Linked DNA regions of Homo sapiens: region 1 is linked to region 2. The links are chromatin contacts, found by Hi-C or POLR2A ChIA-PET in ENCODE. All regions are on one chromosome and are shown on one strand. The core of a region is the stretch at or near the end of the contact, and the rest is flanking DNA. Distances in the headings are between cores, read along the strand shown. Region 1 has its middle 25 kb from the start of SCYGR1. Region 2 overlaps COL4A3 (collagen type IV alpha 3 chain).

What was found. A loop is a pair of places that touch in the nucleus more often than their neighbours do. ChIA-PET counts read pairs that join two places held with the same protein, here RNA polymerase II (POLR2A). Pooled maps may share reads with other maps.
Region 1: a loop to region 2 is called in a pooled map, with 2.4 times the contacts of the local background. The contact joins two enhancer-like sites. A Hi-C loop is called at or near these places in 2 of 50 pooled maps. POLR2A ChIA-PET finds 5 or more read pairs at or near these places in 2 of 52 experiments (AG04450 and WTC11).

What each region holds. Positions count from the first base shown.
Region 1 is chr2:227,410,028-227,415,978 of GRCh38, reverse strand. No RefSeq gene overlaps it. Among named protein-coding and RNA genes, the nearest start is that of SCYGR1, 25 kb to the right of the region's middle. RefSeq lists an enhancer at 4,170-4,369. Within about 2 kb of position 4,423, at least 4 of the 41 ENCODE cell types and tissues checked have a DNase peak (open chromatin) inside an H3K27ac peak, as active enhancers do.
Region 2 is chr2:227,304,393-227,310,607 of GRCh38, reverse strand. COL4A3 (collagen type IV alpha 3 chain) reads right to left here. Exons shown (of 52, transcript NM_000091.5): 47 at 5,525-5,623; 48 at 2,689-2,898; 49 at 1,532-1,709; 50 at 1,290-1,404. MFF-DT (MFF divergent transcript) reads left to right here. Exons shown (of 14, transcript NR_102371.1): 2 at 4,953-5,148. Among named protein-coding and RNA genes, the nearest start is that of MFF-DT, 18 kb to the left of the region's middle. Within about 2 kb of position 1,672, at least 2 of the 41 ENCODE cell types and tissues checked have a DNase peak (open chromatin) inside an H3K27ac peak, as active enhancers do.

The DNA.
Region 1 (5,951 bases), core at 3,174-5,673, 100 kb before region 2:
ATCTGGGTCACATGTCCAAATGAAGGTAGGTTTTATCCACATTTATAAATGATTATGAGTTTACCAAAACTCAAAATAAGAAAATGTTGCTGCGAGAAATGGTCTAAAAAATTGGCTGAATTATGAAATTTGTACTTATTTGAAATACCATTTCCTACTGACATTTCCCTTCCGGCTGCCTTGGCATTAATGTAAGAATTATTTATGACTCAGCATTTCCCCACAACAGCTGCCCACAGGGCAGAGCATGAACTGAAGAAAAGAAAAGAACCATGCTGACTTTACTGTTTGAGCTCCAGCCCTCCTGGCTGAGGGGAGGCAGCCTGCTCTCAGGGGGTAGGGCAGGGAACAGGAGTCACTGGTGCTGACTGGGGTTCAAATCCTGACTCTGGGATGTACCAGGTATATGACCTTGAAACAATTGTCTGTATCAGGGATTGGCGAATCATTTCTTTTTCTCTTTCTTTTTCTTTCTTTCTTTCTTTTCTTTTTTTTTTCTTTCTTTCTTTCTTTCTCTCTCTCTCTCTCTTTCTTCTTTCTTTTTTTTTTTTTTTTTTTTTTTTGAGACAGGGTCACACTCTGTAGCCCAGGCTGGAGTGCAGTGGCACGATCATGGCTCACTGCCGTCTCAGCCTCCTAGTTTCAAGTGATCCTCCTGCCTTAGTCTCCTAAGTAGCTGGGACTACAGGTGCATGCCAGCATGCCTAATTTTTTTTTTTGGTTGGCGGGGGCGGGTCGTGGGTATTTTTTTGTAGAGATGGGGTTTTGCCATGTTGCCCAGGATGATCTCAAACTCCTGAGCTCAAAAGATCCACCAACCTTGACCTCCCAAAGTGCTGGGATTACAGGTGAGCTACCATGCCTAGCCTTGGCAAACAATGTCTGTGGAGAGCCAGCTACTGAATATTTTTGGCCTTGCTCACCATACAGCTTCTGTTGTAACTACTCAACTCTGCAACTTGTGTAGTGCAAAAATAGCCAATGGGCTGCTAGGGCTGCCATAACAAAGAACCACAGATTAGGTGCCTTAAGCAACAGAAATTTATTTCCTCACAGTTCTGGACGCTGGAAGTCCGACAACAAGATATTGGTAAGGTTGGTTTCTCCTAAGGCCTCTCTCCTTGGCTTGCAGATGGCCATCTTCTCCCTGTGTCTTCACGTGGCCTGCCTTCTGTGTCTGTCTGTCCTAATCTCCCCCTCTTTATCAGGATTAGGGCCCACCTTAATGACCACATTTTAACTTATTCACCTCTCTAAAGACCCTATCTCTATCTCCAGATACAGTCACATTCTAAGGCACTGGAGTTAGGACTTCAGCATATTAGTTTGGGAGGGACACTATAGTTAATAATAATATTGTATTGTGGCCGGGCACAGTGGCTCACACCTATAATCCTAGCACTTTGGGAGGCTGAGACAGGAGGATTGCTTGAAGCCAGAAGTTCGAGACCAGCCTAGGCAACATTGTGAGATTCCCGTCTCTACAAAAGGTATAACATAAATTTAAAAAGAAATTAGCCAGGTGTGGTGGCACAAAACTGTAGTCCTGGCTACTCAGGACACTGAGGTGGGAGGATCGCTTGAGGCCAGGAGTTTGAAGCGGCAGTGTGAGCTGTGACTGTCACTGCACTCCAGCCTGGGCAACAGAGTGAGACCCTGTCTCTAAGAATAATAATAATTATAATAATAATGTACTGTATACTGGAAATTTGCTAAGTGAGCAGTTGTTAGGTATTTCTACCACACACAAAAAGGTAGCTATATGAGATGAGGGAATGTGTTCATTTCACTGTAGAAATCATTTCACTATAGGAATATTTATTCTTTTTTCTCTCTCTTTTGGCCTGATTAAAATTTTTTAAAAAGGAAATCATTTTCCTATGTTTATGTATATCAAAACATCATGTTATATACCTTAAATATATACAATTTAAAAAATTAAGTGTCAAGGAGGAGGATAAAATTCAGCCCATAATACGTATGTAAGTGAATGGGTATGGCTGTGTTCCAGTGAAATCTCCTTTACAAAAACAGGCCCTTGCAAAATAAATAAATACATCATAAATAAATAAATAGGCCTCCAGCCAGATTTGGTGTGTGGGTCCTGGTTTGCAGACCACTGGGTGATACCATCTCCATTCCCTCCCTTCCCACCCTTTCTCATCTGCCTGTCATCAGACTCTTGCTCACATCATGCCACCTAAGGACCTCTCCCCAGGGTCACCTATGACTTCATTGTCACCTGTTCATCTCTGCGTCCTCCTATCTCTGGCCCCTCAGCAGTGTTGGCTCTGCACACATGATTCCTTTGAGAGCTTTTCTCCACTGGATTTCACATGGCCACAATTCCTACATTCCCTCCTGCCTCTCTCGCCCGCTCCTTCCCGGGCATCTTGGCTGGCAACTCCTCCCCTTCCCAGCCACTACGTGTTAGACTTCCTTAAAGCTCAGGGCTGGACTCCCTTCTTTTCTTGCTGTGTAATTTTTTCCAAGATGATCTCATCGACACCTACAATTTCAATTACCTTCTGTAAGCCAATGACTTCCAAATATATAGTTCCAGCCCGTACCTCTCCTCTGAGCTCCTGCCCATGAATCTAATCGCCTCCTTCCCATTTCCTCTTGTCAGTGTCTCTGTAACGTCTGTGTTGTGTGTCCTGGCTGTTTATGATTTGCTTTTCTTTGACAACTATAATCTCCAGGGTAAGTTTAGTTCCCTTCTAAAACCATTTCCTCGGGCCAATCTTCCCTGACCTGCCCTCCCCGCCCCACAGTCTATGCCAGACCCTCTTTCACTTGCTCTCCAAGCACACTGAGTATTTCTTCTGTATTCTTCAGAAATCCTGGTCTCTTACACCTCTTGGGTTCATTGTTCTCAGGTGGACAGTAAATTCCACAGGGCTAAGTCTACCGCCTTTCTCTTAGTATCGGAGCACTTAGCCCAGAGCCTGGCACATACGAGGGCCTCAGTAAATGCATATGGGATGATTGAAAAACTTTAAGTAAACTAATCAAACCCTCTGAGATACTGAGAATTGTTGTTTGATTTTAGTTCAGAGTATTTTGTATTGGGCTGTGCTTGTTTAAGTTGTAACCCTCAAGAAGGTTTCCTCTGTTTTTATATATATATATATTTGCCATCCCTTCTGTTTTCCTAAATTCTACCTAGGTAGAAAACTGAGATGGTTTCAAGAATGAAACACACTCTACTCGACAATTCTTTAGCTCTTGCATTTGACAAAAGGGATCAAGTTCTAGAGGATAGACCCTCTAGAGGCAGTAAATGCTCAACTATTTACTAAGTGTGTGACCTTGAGGAAGTTATGTCACCTCCTTTGTTACTCCCTGGGTTCTTCATCTGTAGAATGATGCCACTAACACCTACCTGTGTCACATGTATAGTGTATGCACAGGGTCTGACACAGTGCCTGGCAATAGTAGAGGTCCCCTATTTGTTTAACAGATTTTTTTTTTGTGCACTCAGAAATGGGACAGATACTGTTTCGGGCACTGAGGATACAGCAGTAAATGAATCAGACAGATCCTGCGCTCAGGGGGCTCACATTCTAGGGCAGGGGGGAGGTAAGTGTTGGTGGGGGAAAAGACAGGAAAGATAAAGCCAGATAAGAGCATAAAGATGAATGGGGTAGAAGTGACGGTGTTTTAGCTGTGGGGATCAGAGAAGACTCCCATAAGGTGAACAGGAGTAGGAGTCAAAGATATTCATTCCTCTATTCCTTTGCTCCTCTGCAGGGAGAAATCCTACTTCCCGTGGTTACTAGGGAGAATGCCTCACTCTAACTCATTTCTGTCTGGGTGGGAGCAGTGCCAACAGAAATAAGAGATGGGTTTCAGGAGGCTCTGGCCTTGATAGGCATATGTCATCCCACCCAGGGAGTGCAATGCAAGGTCTTGTTGGTTTCTTTATTCCATAATAGTTGATATGCAAACTAGATTAGGCACTGAGAAATGCTTCTGTGTGGCCGGGCGCGGTGGCTCATGCCTGTAATCCCAGCACTCTGGGAGGCTGAGGCGGGCAGATCACTTGAAGTCAGGAGTTCGAGACCAGACTGGCCAAGATGGCAAAACCCCGTCTCTACTAAAAATACAAAATTAGCTGGATGTGGTGGCACACACCTGTAATCCCAGCTACTCGAGAGGATGAGGCTTGAGAATCTCTTGAACCCGGGAGGCAGATATTGCAGTGAGCCAAGATGGTGCCACTGCATGACAGCCTGGGTGACAGAGCAAGACTCCGTCTCAAAGAAAAAGAGAAAAGAAAAAGAAAAAAAGAAATGCTTCTGTGTAATGGAACTTCTGTTTGGGGAGCAATAGGTAAAAATAAAACCCTAGGAAATCCCCAGGTCTCTCTCAATGGGTTTGAGGTAAGAGTTGGCAGGTTGGTTTCGCCTCTGCTTGCCTGTGGGCAGAAAACCAAATGAATCAAAAGGCAGCCAGAATGGAATAACTAGCACCTTAAGATGACACCAGGAAACCTTGAGGGTTTCGCAGGCCCTCAGGATCTAAGCAGACAGTATGACTAATTTGTCTGTGCCCTAGACTTAGCTGCCTGTCTTCCCACACTTGTGGCTTCTCCTGAAAGAGCAGGAATGGCTGTGTTGAGTTGTTGCCCTGCAAGGTTGGACTTGAATAAAATTCAAAACACTTCACATCTTTGGGACTTAATAGTTTTTCTGAAGTAAGCTCCATACAGTTTCTCCTGTATAGTCAATGGGAGGGAATAAGGAAGAATGGGATATGTCTCCCTCCAAGAACCCAGGCACATTGCGTAGCATTAATAGACCCAAACAAAAGGATTCCCCTTCTTTCTCCAGAATCCCTCTTCAGCTGCACAGCTTGCAGCCACGAGAAGGTGAGTCTCTGTTGTGGAGAGAGACACATTTGGCTGACTAGGGGTACTGAGAATTGTCAACCTATAAATAAAGCATTCAGTCAGAAATTGTTAAACTCAGAAAAGCAGCTGAGAAATTAGTAACGGTGTTACTACGTTAAGATTTAAAGAGCTGGCCAGGCACGGTGGCTCACACCTATAATCTCAGCACTTTGGGAGGCCAAGGCGAGTGGATCACCTGAGGTCAGGAGTTCGAGACCAGCCTGCCCAATGTGGTGAAACCCCGTCTCTACTAAAAATACAAAAATTAGCCAAGTGTGGTGGCACATGCCTGTAATCCCAACTATTCAGGAGGCTGAAGCAGGAGAATCGCTTGAGCCTGGGAAGCAGAGGTTGCAGTGAGCTGAGATTGTGCCACTGCACTCCAGCCTGGGTGACAGAGCAAGAGACCATCTCAAAAAAAAAAGAAAAAAAAAATTAAAGAGCAAAGCAAGGCATGTGCCCGTAGTGCCAGCTACTCTGGAGGCTGACATGGGAGGATGCTTTGAGCCCAAGAGTTTGAGACCAGCCTGGGCAATATAGCAAGACCCTATCTCTAAAACAAAATTAAATTTAAATTTAAAAATATTTATGGAGCTGAGGGTTTTTAGAAGTATTTTACCAACTTACAAATTCTTACAATTTAGCAGCTCCAACACAGGCAGAGGGCAGATACACAAGAATCACTGCCAGTCACGAGGCTGAGGAGAATTTCAACACTGGTATGCATCTGTTCCTGAGGCCAATCCCTTAGCAAGGAAATCAGACACTTCTTTCAGATGCCTAAAAGTATCAAACACAAATATTTATGCGTCCAGGTATTAAAATTCATCAAAGGACCTTTCAAGTCGTTATACTAGCTGCTGTTGTTCTGTTCAACTCTAAGTTTCAGGAGCTTAACAAGTGTGTCCCAGACCCAGCCAATTCCCTAGACCACCCAATGTACCCGCAGTGGCCAAATGTCCCCTCTTGGGGTGTGGCCAGTGAGATTCTCAACTAACTTTTCTTCTATGTCTTAATAACACAAGACCTTCTATCCCTCCTTTTTTTTTTTTTTTTT
Region 2 (6,215 bases), core at 423-2,922:
TGACTCACACCTGTAATCCCAGCTCGCTCTTTGGGAGGCCTAGGTGGGCAGATCACTTGAGGTCAGGAGTTTGAGGCCAGCCTGGCCAACATAGTGAAATCATGTCTGTACTAAAAATACAAAAAGTAGCCGGCATGGTGGCATGTGCCTGTAGTCCAAGCTACTCAGGAGGCTGAGGCAAGAGAATTGCTTGAACCCTGGAGGCAGAGATTGCAGTGAGCCAGAAGGCAGAGATTGTAGTGAGCCAGGAGGTGGAGATTGCAGTGAGCCAAGATTGCACCACTGCACTCCAGCCTGGGCGACAGAGGGAGATTCTGTCTCAAGAGACAAAGAAAAAGAAAAAAGAAAGAACCACCTGCGTGCAGCTATGACAGTCATCACAGTCACACATGGCCAATCCATAAACTTCTTCACTAGCATTTACATCTGAAAGCTTTTTCTTTAAAAGACTATTTTTCTTTGCTTTTATCTCCATATGAATGTCAAAAGGGGCACAGATTTTGGAGCAGATAGACCTGGGTTCAGATCCTAGCTTTTCCACTAAATAGTTGTAAGACCCTGGGGAAAGTACTTCATTCTTATTTGTAAAACTGTAAATGATAGAAATTACCTATGAGCGTTTTCATAAAAATTACAGAGAATGTATGTAAAGCAGTTATCTTATAAAAAATAGGCATTCCAGGCTGGGTGCAGTGACTCATGCCTGTAATCCCAGCACTTTGGGAGGCTGAGTTGGGCAGATCACTGGAGGTCAGGAGTTTGAGACCAGCCTGGGCAATATGGTGAAACCCAGTCTCTACTAAAAAAACAAAACAAACAAAAAACCAAAAATACAAAAATTAGCTGGGCATGGTAGCACAGACCTGCAATCTCAGCTACTCAGCAGGCCGAGGCAGGAGAATCACTTGAACCTGGGAGGCGGAGGTTGCAGTGAGCCAAAATCACTCCACTGCACTCCAGCCTGGGTGACAGAGCGAGAATCTGTCTCAAAAGATAAAAAAAATAATAAAAAGAGACATTCCATTATCAATAAAACGCAGCTACTATTCACCTAAATTTCATAATAGAATTTGTAGGTAATCTCCTCCTGAGAAGTCTTTTTTAGTACTCCATTATTTACCAAAAGTAAAAAAAAAAAGTCTGTTTGTAGATTTTCAAGGAAATGTCTATGGCATGTTGCACACACGGACAGCAGGCAGCATCGACCCTGGGAATCACATTTTACCCAGCACAATGTAACATTCTACAGGTAGTCTTTACCCTAAACCTCCTGTTCCTTTTCTCCTCACCATGATGAATGAAAATCCTTTCCAGAGAGAAATCCAGCCGTGAGGACATGGAGGAATGTCAGTGGTTTGGCTGTGAACGGCTATGGCGATCGCAGGACCTTCACAAACAGTGCATCTGTAACATGAAACAAAGACTATGGCGGCATTGCCACTTTCTGCACTGTCATGTGCTGCCTTTCATTCCATTACAAGGGAAGTGATTCACTTGGTCCCATTGTAAAACTAGGGGATTGGATTTTTACCTGCTTATATAAGGCTCAAGGGCTCTGCCAGTAATGGGAGCCATGTTCATTGGCATCAGAGCTGGTGTTGACAGCCAGTATGAATAATCATTTCGAGATGCAAAATTACATACATCATTGACATTGCAGAATAAGAATGGCATTGTGGTAAATCGCTGCAGGCAGCTGCCAAGAGTTCCTAATGAAACATCAGACTGAGTATCACTTTCAGTAAGTTAAAGTTATTTTCAGCATCGTTACTAGAGAGAAGCTAATTTAAATGTAACCTGCAGCAAAAGCTGGACAAAGACAACACAAAAGAGTTATCTGCAAAATGTAGTATTGAAAAGTTTTCATACTGATAGAAATCAAAGATCCAATAGGCAAACAAATCTTCTTTCTCCCACCTTTAATACTTCCGGTGGCTCTTTCTAATCGATTTAGAACATGGGGGCTAGCATAGATCAGTTGGGATAGTGTTTTTGCTTCAAAGTATTCCCACTTATTCATATGTACATAATAGCTAATAACCAAATAAAGGTTTAGAAAAGCAGTTATTTGTGAGATTGAAAAGCAAATGGGTGGGCTGGGCATGGTGGCTCACGCCTGTAATCCCAGCACTTTGGGAGGCTGAGGAGGGAGGATTGCTTGAGTTCAAGAGTTTGAGAGAAACCTTGACAGCATAGCCAGACCTCATCTCTACTGAAAATCAAAAAAATTAGCTTGGTATAGTGGTGTGTGCCTGTAGTCCCAGCCATTTGGGAGTCTGAGGTGGGAGGATGGCTTGAGCCTAGGATGTGGAGGCTGCAGTGAGCCATGATTGCACCACTGCACTCCAGCCTGGGTGATGAAAGTGAGACCCTGTGTGAAAAAGAAAAAAGAAAAAGAAAAAGCACCAAAAAGATAAATGCAGACAGGTGGTTTAGGGAGTTTTAGGGGCAAATTGTTTGCACTGAATGGGAGGAGCTAGGCTAGCATTCCTGAGCTAGGCTCCTTCCACCATTTTACATTCCAGAATGAAAATTAGACAGGCCAGTGTTTTATTTGCTCTCTTTAAAATGTATCAGGAGACACTCAAGGTTATTTACACTTAACTTCAGAGGGAAGCATCCTAGGCTATAAAGATTTACAATCTGCATGTGGAACAGCACAACTGGCAACTGGGACTGGGACATTACCAAGGTCTTGTCCGTGGGCTCGTTGATTTCCTTGTACAAAAAGAAAAGAAAACCCACTGTAGAGTGGCACTGTCCCCTCTGGACATGAAGGAATTGCTGTGGTTTGACTGTGTCGGGTGAAGACAAAGCCTCTCGTTGTCCAGGTTGCAGGTGATCCACTGTCTCCACGTTTTCCTTTCAAACCTGGCAATCCATCTGATCCAGCTGGTCCTTCAAAAAACACATTCTAAATGTTGCAACATACACAAAAATCTTAAACTCGTTTTTTCAAAGTACTAATTTAAATATATTTTATATATGTTGAGCCCATAAATTGAAAGCAATCCTAGAGAAGAGTGGCTTATAAAAATGGCCAAACAGTATTATTAAATGTTAAGCAGTTTATCACACAGTGCCTCTTCTTATCAATGTTTGTGTATATTTGATGCGTTTTTTGAGATCAGGTCTTTATCTTTGAATTCCTCTGTGAGGCCTGGCACAGTGGCCTGCCTGCATCTGGTAGGTCTTATGTATGTTTTTTATGAATAAATGAATGAATCCTCCTACAATGTGATGGGGGAAAAATCAAATATCTACAACTTAGTCTATTCGAGTAGATAACAAAAATTACTTATGGTTTTGATAAATTCACAAATTATTGCAACATTGTCTACAATAAACAATTGCAGAAAACATTGAAAGCTCTTTTTAAAGGTTCAAACTTCAAGGAAGTTTTGATCAATTTGTAAGTCAAGTAAGAAGAGAAGGCTTTTTTTTTCACTGTAATAAGGGTTAGTTTATTTATATGAGTTAAAAACAAAGTAAATCGTTTCTGTACATTTTTCTCTCTGTGGAGAAAAACTTTCTATACTTTGGAGTATGGATTTGGACAAGGCTAATCCACACTTGTCGTGTTCTAGATGAGAACCAGTGAGCTATCCTCTCTTCCATTCCTCTTTAACTTCCTTCTCCTTTCTTTCATTGAACGGCTATTATTTATGGTATTGGCATTGGCTACCACTTCCTCACTCCCATCCATTTCTGCTGCCACTGTACGCTGACTCCCTCCCCAACCAGACTTGGGCCATGGTTCTCTAGGGTCCTAAGGAATCACAGAGAAAACAGCGATGGTTAGACTTTGGGCCTACATCATCACAGGAATTAGTTTTGTTGCCCCTGGGACATCCGTGCCCCTGGGAGTCAGGCAGGGTCACAGTTTAGTCCTGACTCGGAAGTCAGGACTTTCCTCAGAAATTTGTAAAAGCCCCAATATTATGCATTTTTTCAATTTTCTCTGAATTCTGCCCACTCTTGTCTCCTCCAGGGACCTTGAGTGGTTTTTTGAAATTAAAAATAGGCCACATCCAAATTCTCCGGTCTGATGTCTTACTTGAAAAATCCAAGTTGCCATGGTTTTAATATATTGGGGAGACACATTTTTCTCTTTTCCTAACCCCTGCCCTCATTCAGAGGGAGCTATAGTTGGCCCCAAACAAAAGATGTCTCCTCATCTCTGCACAGGAATTGGGAAGTGATTAGCTGAGCAGGGCAGGAACTGGAAGTGAGCTTTTATACAAATGTGTGATATCCAATGCATTTCTGTATCTCCAAGAAAGGGGCCAGGGCTATCAGTTTATGCCAGTGCAGTTTGACTCTTAGATCCCTTTGTCATTCTTGTGAGGCCTCCATAGCATTGAACTGTCTACTTGCTAATTAGTTCTCTACAAAATTTATATTGCAGTGCCCTTGCTCTTGCTGTTGCCCCATTCTTAGGGCATTAAAGCCTTGGTCATTAAAATTTTTAAATTAATAGAATTCTTAATAAGAATGGTTTATCACTTCAAAAACCACACTTTAAGGAAAGTTGAATGATTAATAGCACTCTACTGTGCACCTATGACAATATTAAATCACATGTAGTTATGCAATTAGTATTATATTAACATCATATTTGAATTTTTAAAAATTTAAGTCTATAGTCTTTACCATTTTAATATAGTAGATCTGAGCATGATATATGTCAGTAAATTCAGAAAGCACATTTAGAATTTTTTCTTGCTTTAACAAAGTCAGCAATCCTAAAAATAGAAGATTTGGATATCGAGGTAGTTTCCAGAAGAGTGCTTTGAAACATCTGCAGAAGGTAGATGTTGATCCAGGTATCAAACTGACACATACAGCATATGTTCAGAATAAAACACTATACTTAAGAGTTCCCTTTTCAGGACACGCATGAATTGTTGAATTCTATTCAAGAATGGCTTTTTTTTTTTTTTTTGAGACAGAGTCTGTCACCCAGGTTGGAGTGCGGTGGTGTGATCTTGGCTCCCTGCAACCTCCACCTCCCAGGTTCAAGCGATTCTCCTGCCTCAGCCTCCCAAGTAGCTGCGATTACAGGCACCCACCACCATGAAGAATGGCATTTTTAAAAGATGGCTTTCTTAAAAAAGGATACTCAGTTGCTCTTCTACTCATACCAAGGTAATATTTTTCTAGCTACATACTTATGTACTGCTCCTATAAATAATTATTAACTAACAACTCCTATAAGTTATTAAAAACAGGTATTGGCCTTTTTGAAAGAACACCCATAGGACTTATTAGTTCTATTTGTCCTCAGGCTAAACTGTGCATCAGTTTGGAGCCCATCTGACCAGCTAAGAGGTCGGAAAAATACTGTGTTCCAATAATTCTTGATTCTCATCTTCCAAATGAACATTTGATCCTTGGCCTTTGGTCTGATCTGAACAACATAAACTCAAAGGCCTAGATAACTCATATAGTCACCCACTCGAACAAGACTTCTCTGTATGTCGAAATAGCACTTCTTCGGTGAGGAAACAAGCTGGGGGTTTACCTGGCTCTCCTTTAGAACCTTTGTTGCCTTTTTCTCCAGCTGGTCCAGGAGTTCCTGGTTTTCCATCCTTGCCTGGCTTACCTCTTGGCCCACAGGGTCCTAGGCAAAAACCAACATTGTATTGCATTTTATCATATAGGATGAAAAGTAAGGTGGCCAACCATCCCGTTAACCCAGGACTTTCTCAGTTTCAGGAATGAAAGTCCTGCATCCTGGGAAGATCCTCAGTCCTGGGCAAGCTAGGATGATTAGTCACCTAACTTGTTAGCCCCACTTCCCAGAAAATAAGACTCTCGAAAATGAACTATGAGGATACTAAATGCAGCAGTTTAAAATTGTGCTGCAATTTTTATTTATGTTCTTCCAGAATTCACTATGTCCCTGAATTGATCAAACAAATAAGTAATATCTTTATCTCCCAGGTGATTCAGACAAACTTAAGGCATAATCATTCCATTCAGAAGCCTATTACGATATGCTGTGCATATGTAGAGGGGTTAGTTCAATTTCCAAACACCAGTATTTTGAAAAGATTTCTAAATCATTTTTTCCTAATACTTTGCTGTACCAAATGTTAGAAAAGTATAAATTCACAGAACTCAGGTATATTCAGACAATCATTTAGAAATAGAGCCCCGAGACTGACAGTTGTCAGAGGAGATAGACATACCTTTACCTTAATAAAAAATAA